Linked DNA regions of Homo sapiens: region 2 is linked to region 1. A link is a loop called in an ENCODE intact Hi-C map of the cell type or tissue named here. Cell type or tissue: uterus. All regions are shown on one strand. Each heading gives the region's core, and the rest is flanking DNA. Links, peaks and the distances in the headings are about the cores only. Region 1 overlaps VPS9D1 (VPS9 domain containing 1). Region 2 holds the start of DEF8 (differentially expressed in FDCP 8 homolog).

The links. Peaks named below come from ENCODE experiments on the same cell type or tissue, not always from the same donor. Only the 100,000 strongest peaks of a DNase experiment are listed, where the experiment ranks them.
Region 2: it touches region 1 in a loop (5-fold over the local background); 3 of 110 quality-filtered maps call a loop at or near these places.

The regions. Positions count from the first base shown.
Region 1 is chr16:89,704,812-89,707,707 of GRCh38, forward strand. It overlaps VPS9D1 (VPS9 domain containing 1), which reads right to left. Exons shown (of 15, transcript NM_004913.3): 15 at 2,323-2,896. Among named protein-coding and RNA genes, the nearest start is that of SPATA2L, 4.6 kb to the left of the region's middle. RefSeq lists enhancers at 1,419-1,598, 1,576-2,076. In uterus, for the core only: a CTCF peak has its summit at 1,295; a DNase peak (open chromatin) is centred at 1,340.
Region 2 is chr16:89,947,045-89,949,940 of GRCh38, forward strand. It overlaps DEF8 (differentially expressed in FDCP 8 homolog), which reads left to right and starts at 1,711. Exons shown (of 13, transcript NM_001242818.2): 1 at 1,711-1,770; 2 at 2,373-2,469. RefSeq lists an enhancer at 721-1,060 and a silencer at 1,741-1,840. In uterus, for the core only: a CTCF peak has its summit at 1,670; DNase peaks (open chromatin) are centred at 973 and 1,607; H3K4me3 peaks cover 1,962 bases; H3K27ac peaks cover 1,695 bases.

The DNA of each region.
Region 1 (2,896 bases), core at 209-2,708:
ACCTCAGGTGATCCACCTACCTCGGCCTCCCACAGTGCTGGGATTGCAGGCGTGAGCCACGGTGCCCAGCCTAATTTTTAACTTTTTAGTAGAGAGGGGGGCCTTACTATGTTGCCCAGGCTGGTCTCAAACTCCTGGGCTCAAGTGATCCCCCCGCCTCAGCCTTCCGAAGTGCTGGGATTCCAGGTGTGAACCACCATGCCTGGCGTCTTGAGTATTTAAGCCCCTGAGTTGGGGTAGTTTGTTAGGCAGCGGTGGCTACGTGGGCTGTACACATTCACGGCTCCCTCCCTTCCTGCCCGGGGATGGACACTCCATGAGCTGCCGTGTGGATTCTCCGTCCTTCCCTGCCCTCCCGGGACAGACACTCCATTGCCTCCACTGCATATACATCCTCTAAAACCGGCAGCAGCCTTGCCAGGTCGGAGGTTCCGTCCACACTTACCTGGACTCCAGGACTGCACCTGGTCCCCTGGGGCCACTGCCGTGTCCACCCCACAGTGTGCGTGAGCTCCCTCCCCCTCCTGTACTCAGCATCGTCCAGCTTCCTCATCTTCTCCGGTCCAATGGATATAAGGTTACATCTTGTTTACTTTTCATTTGATTTTTGTTATGATTTGGACACTGCTTATGCAGAATAGTTTTATTTTTATTTTTTTTTAGATGGAGTCTCGCTCTGTGCTCAGGCTGGAGTACAATGGCGTGATCTCGGCTCACTGCAGCCTCTGCCTCTCAGGTTCAAACAATTCTCCGGCCTCAGCCTCCTGAGTAACTGGGACTACCGCCACCACGCTCAGCTAATTTATGTATTTTTAGTAGAGACGGGGTTTCGCCATGTTGGCCGGGCTGGTCTCGAACTCCTGACCTCAAAAGAGCCGTCCGCCTCGGCTTCCCAAACCGCTGGGGTTACAGGCATGAGCCACTGCGCCCAGCCATTACTTTTTATTTTATTTTTATTTTTTGAGACGGAGTTTCTCTCTGTCGTCCAGGCTGGAGTGCAGTGGCACGATCTCAGCTCACTGCAACCTCTGCCTCTCAGGTTCACGCCATTCTCCCGCCTCAGCCTCCCGAGTAGCTGGGACTACAGGTGCGGGCCACCACGCCCGGCTGATTTTTTGTATTTTTAGTAGAGACGGGGTTTCACCGTGTTAGCCAGGATGGTCTTGATCTCCTGACCTCGTGATCCGCCCACCTCGGCCTCCCAAAGTGCTGGGATTACAGGCGTGAGCCACCGCGCCCGGCCATTTGTAGGATTTCTAAAAGGAAGCTGCTATTATTCATTCCTGTCTTATGGGGGAGCTGCAGGCTCAGCGAGGGCAAAGCTGCACAGCAAACAGCAGCACTTGAACATGTCTGCCGGGTCTCAGCGCCAGGGATACAGCTGAGCCAGGACGTTCCCGGCCCCCACAGTGTGCAGGCTGCAGGTGTGGCCCCGATGCCAAGCCAGCAGGGGCTCCCACGCCAGGATTTGTTCAAGACACAGCTCATCTCCACCATTCTATGAAGCGGACTTTAAAATCCCATCTTCTAGACACCAACGCTGAGGCCGGAGCAGCCCAAGCTCCAAGGCACCGTGGCCAGCTGGGGTTCGTATCGAGGGCTGGGGCAGATGCTCCAGCTCTGCCCCACCCAGAGAGACACTTCTGTCTCCCTATGGGGTCCTTGGCGGGTAAACCAGCCCCTGCTCAGGGTGCAAGCACAGAGCATCCCACCGAGGTCCACAGCTACTGCTTTTAAGACTGTTTCCCTGAGAACAGCAACACTGCCCCCCAGCCAGCTCCTGGTAGCATCTAGGGTTGGGACCTCCCACCCCACCAGCCCTGCCACCTGCCTCCTCATGGCATCTCAAGGTGCCAGGGGTGCCTTTCTTGCAGAAGAGCCCTCCATCCTGATCTGCCCACACCGCCCTGGCAGATGCTGTCCACGCCCGGCAGCCTTCTGTGCACCTCAGAGCATGTGTGTGTCGCCATGCACAGAACGATGATTCCTGAGACCCTCGGGTGACTGCTCTGGGCTCAGGTCCCCAGTGATGACCTGGACCCCAGCCTCACCCCACCCTTCCCACCCACTGATGCCCTGCAGAGCTCTCCTGTCCAAGAGGGTGAAGCCCACACCTGCCTGGCCAGGCACAGCCCCAAGAGGACCCTGCTTCTATGCAGAGGGTCTCGGAGGCTGGCAGATGTTCAAGAGGTTGGGCCAGGCTTGGTTTGGGGCTGGGCTGTGGCTCGTCCCCCACATCCTCAGCGGCCTCTGCCATGGGCAGCAGGGGTGGTTGTGCTGCCTGGCCAGTGGGGTGGGGATTGAGGGAGCCACACGGCGAAGCACAGCAGTGAGCTCTTTATTTTAGGCTGGGTGGGGGCAGCATGTGACAGTCAAGAGGGCTGACCCTTGGGCTGCACGGACCTAGATAAGATGCCCAGGGTCCCGGAATGTTCACAGCCCACAGCCAAGGTGAGTAAGGGGCAGGGAATGTCCTGGGCTCAGAGCCCGAGACCCTGCAGGGGTGTCCCTGCCCATCAGCAAACAGCATACCCTGACACCAGCTGCACCCCAGGCCCCAGCCGGCCCTTGTTCCTGACCCAGACAAGAAACTAGTTCATGGGGCTACAACTCCCCTTCTAGGGGTCAGAGGGGAGAGAAACTGGACTGCCGTCTCCACTGCTGGCCGGCTCATGGCCCCCTCTTCCCTGATGCTCCCCAGGAGCTGCCCCAGCCAGATGTTCATCGCTGAGCCTGCACCCACCGAAGCCCAAAGCTTCCCTTCTTGGCCTCTCTGAGGCCTACACAGGAGAGCAGGGCCTGGTTCCTCCTGGAGCTGATTCAGCCCCATTCTGTCGGGGCAGAGGTGCCAACCCCAAGCTCCAGGGTCAGATGTGAGGTGAGGAAGGTGAAGAGC
Region 2 (2,896 bases), core at 252-2,751, 240 kb after region 1:
ATGGAGGGACACGGCGTCCGAAGCCACCCTAAGCTGGGGTGGAATCTCACTGCACCCTTTCTGAGCGATGTGGCCTTGGGGGGGCCGATGGAGTTGCCTGTCCTGTAGGTGACTGCTGGCCCCCAGGCTTCCGTAGGGTTAAATGAGATGGTGTTGGCAACACGCCCCCCAAAACCTGGCCATAAACTGGTCCCAAAACTGGCCATAAACAAAATCTCTGCAGCACTGTGACATGTTCATGACGGCCATGACGCCCACGCTGGAAGGTCGTGGGTTTACCAGAATGAGGGCAAGGAACACCTGGCCCACCCAGGGCGGAAAACTGCTTAAAGGCATTCTTAAGCCACAAACAATAGCGTGAGCGATCTGTGCCTTAAGGACATGCTCCTGCTGCAGGTAACTAGCCAGACCCATCCCTTTATCTTGGCCCATCCCTTCGTTTCCCATAAGGGATACTTTTAGTTAGTCTAATATCTACAGAAACAATGCTTATCACTGGTTTGCCGTTAATAAATACGTGGGTAAGTCTCTGTTCGAGGCTGTCAGCTCTGAAGGCTGTGAGACCCCTGATTTCCCACTCCACACCTCTCTATCTCTGTGTGTGTGTGTCTTTAGTTCCTCTAGCGCTGCCGGGTTAGGGTCTCCCCGACCGAGCTGGTCTCTGCAAGGTGGTGTGTGGCTCCCACTTGGGAGGCCTCCAGTTACTGGCACTGTCATCACCATGCCCACTGAACAAAGTGGACCAAGCCCCAGAGGCAGCCAAAACCACACCTTTCTGCAGGGAGGGTAAACTGAGCCCGCGAGCTCAGGGCAAGCGCACCAGGCGCATATGCTGGCCTTCATCTGTCCTCAGCTCCTCCCTGCGGGCACAAGCGGGGGCAGCTGAATCTTCCACGCGAGAAGCCTAAGAGTAGGGATACGGGGGCGGGGAGCAGCAGGCCTGCTCTGTGTGTAAACAACGGGAAAGCAGGAATAACGCCAGGGCCCGCGGACACCAGCTGCCTCCGAAGTCCCGCTGCCCGGCGCCTGCATGGAGCAGCCTCCTGAGCGCAGTGTGGCGCGTCCTCCTGTGTAAAGAGGGTAGAGCCGCGCCGGGTCCCTCCCTCTGCAGCCGTGAAGCCCCCGCGGGGCCCTGCAGGTGGCTGGCGGCACCTGCACACGGTGGTTCTCTGTTCCTTTTTCCTCCTCAACCACTGAGGTTAAAAAAAGTGTTAAAAGCCACCCTTTTTGTTTTTTTGAGACGGAGTCTCGCTCTGTCGCCCAGGCTGGAGTGCAGTGGTGCGATCTCGGCTCACTCCGAGCTCCGCCTCCCGGGTTCACGCCGTTCTCCCGCCTCAGCCTCCCGCGTAGCTGGGACTACAGGCGCCCGCCACCGCGCCCGGCTAATTTTTCGTATTTTTAGTGGAGACGGGGTTTCACCGTGTTAGCCAGGATGGTCTCGATCTCCTGACCTCGCGATCCGCCCGCCTCGGCCTCCCGAAGCGCTGGGATGACAGGCGTGAGCCGCCGCGCCCGCCCATTTTTTTTAAACGTGTTGGGGTTTGGGTTTCAGCCACAGGCCTTCTGCGATGAGAGGAAACCCAGGACGCGCAGCCCCAGGTCAGGCCCGCGGAACAGCCGGGCGGACTCCGGGGCTCGCAGACTCGCGACCCGCGTGCCATGAACCTCCGCGCCGGAGGCGGCAGCAGCGAGCGCGGGGCTGGATCCAGCGTAGCGGGGCGGCCGGGCGGATCCAGCGCAGCCGGGAGACAGATGCGAGGCGGCGGTCAGGTGAGCGGCGCGGGGCCGGCGGGGTCGGGGCCGGCGGGGACGGGGCCGGCGGGGACGGGGCCGGCGGGGACGGGGTCGGCGGGGTCGGGGCTGGGAGGGACGGGGCCGGCGGGGACGGGGTCGGCGGGGACGGGGCTGGGAGGGACGGGGCCGGCGGGGACGGGGCCGGCGGGGACGGGGCCGGCGGGGTCGGGGCTGGGAGGGACGGGGCCGGCGGGGACGGGGTCGGCGGGGTCGGGGCTGGGAGGGACGGGGCCGGCGGGGACGGGGCCGGCGGGGACGGGGCCGGCGAGGTCGGGGCCGGCGGGGACGGGGCTGGGAGGGCGGCCCGCCCGGCGCAGGGGCCTCGAGACCTCGGCCGCCCCACCCCGGGGACGCCGCCGCTGCTCCGGCGTCCACACCAGCTGCGTGCGGAGCACCCGGGCGGCTCAGGGGACCCGCGTGGCCGTGCCCCCGCCCTGGGCTGCTCCGAGCCTCAGTTTCCCCCTCGGTGGAACGGGTGGGTGGGAGAGACCTGCCCCCGAGGAGCCCGGGAGACCGGGCGAGCTCCCGCGGGTGTGGTGGGTGGGGAGGCACAGTGCTGGGGTGGCTTCTCCCTGCAGCAGGTGCCGAACCCACGGCCAGGCTTCCGTGGCCAGCAGCCCTAGAGGAATGGCCATCCTGTCCCTGCGAGCCCCTGGGCCCTGGCAGGCGATGCAGGTATGGGCAGACAGGACGCTGTTGACTCCGCACACCGGGGTGACTTCTCAGGTTCTCGGGGTGGCAGCTGCAGTGATGACACCGCTTCCTGGTGGTCACGCCGCGGGCAGGACGCGGGAGGCCAGGTCCGTGCATCCCGCGTGTCCTGAGCTTCGGCCCAGGGTCCCTCCGTGCCCCGGAACCCCGCCGGCTTTCTTCGGCTTCCTTTCATTGCTAAGTTGTGGGGTCCTCCCCGATGAGAGCAGTGGGCTCTAGAGGAGGGGCAGGGGGTGGCCAGACCTCTTGCTTTCACTCTTCCACTTCCTGCCCGCTCCTTTCTGAGGCCAAGTCCCACATCTGGGTGCAGAACTGGTGGGGTGAGCCTGGTGAGAGGGGCAGGCTGGCGTTCTGCTCAGAGTCGGCCACTGTGGCCGGCATCCCCAGGTCT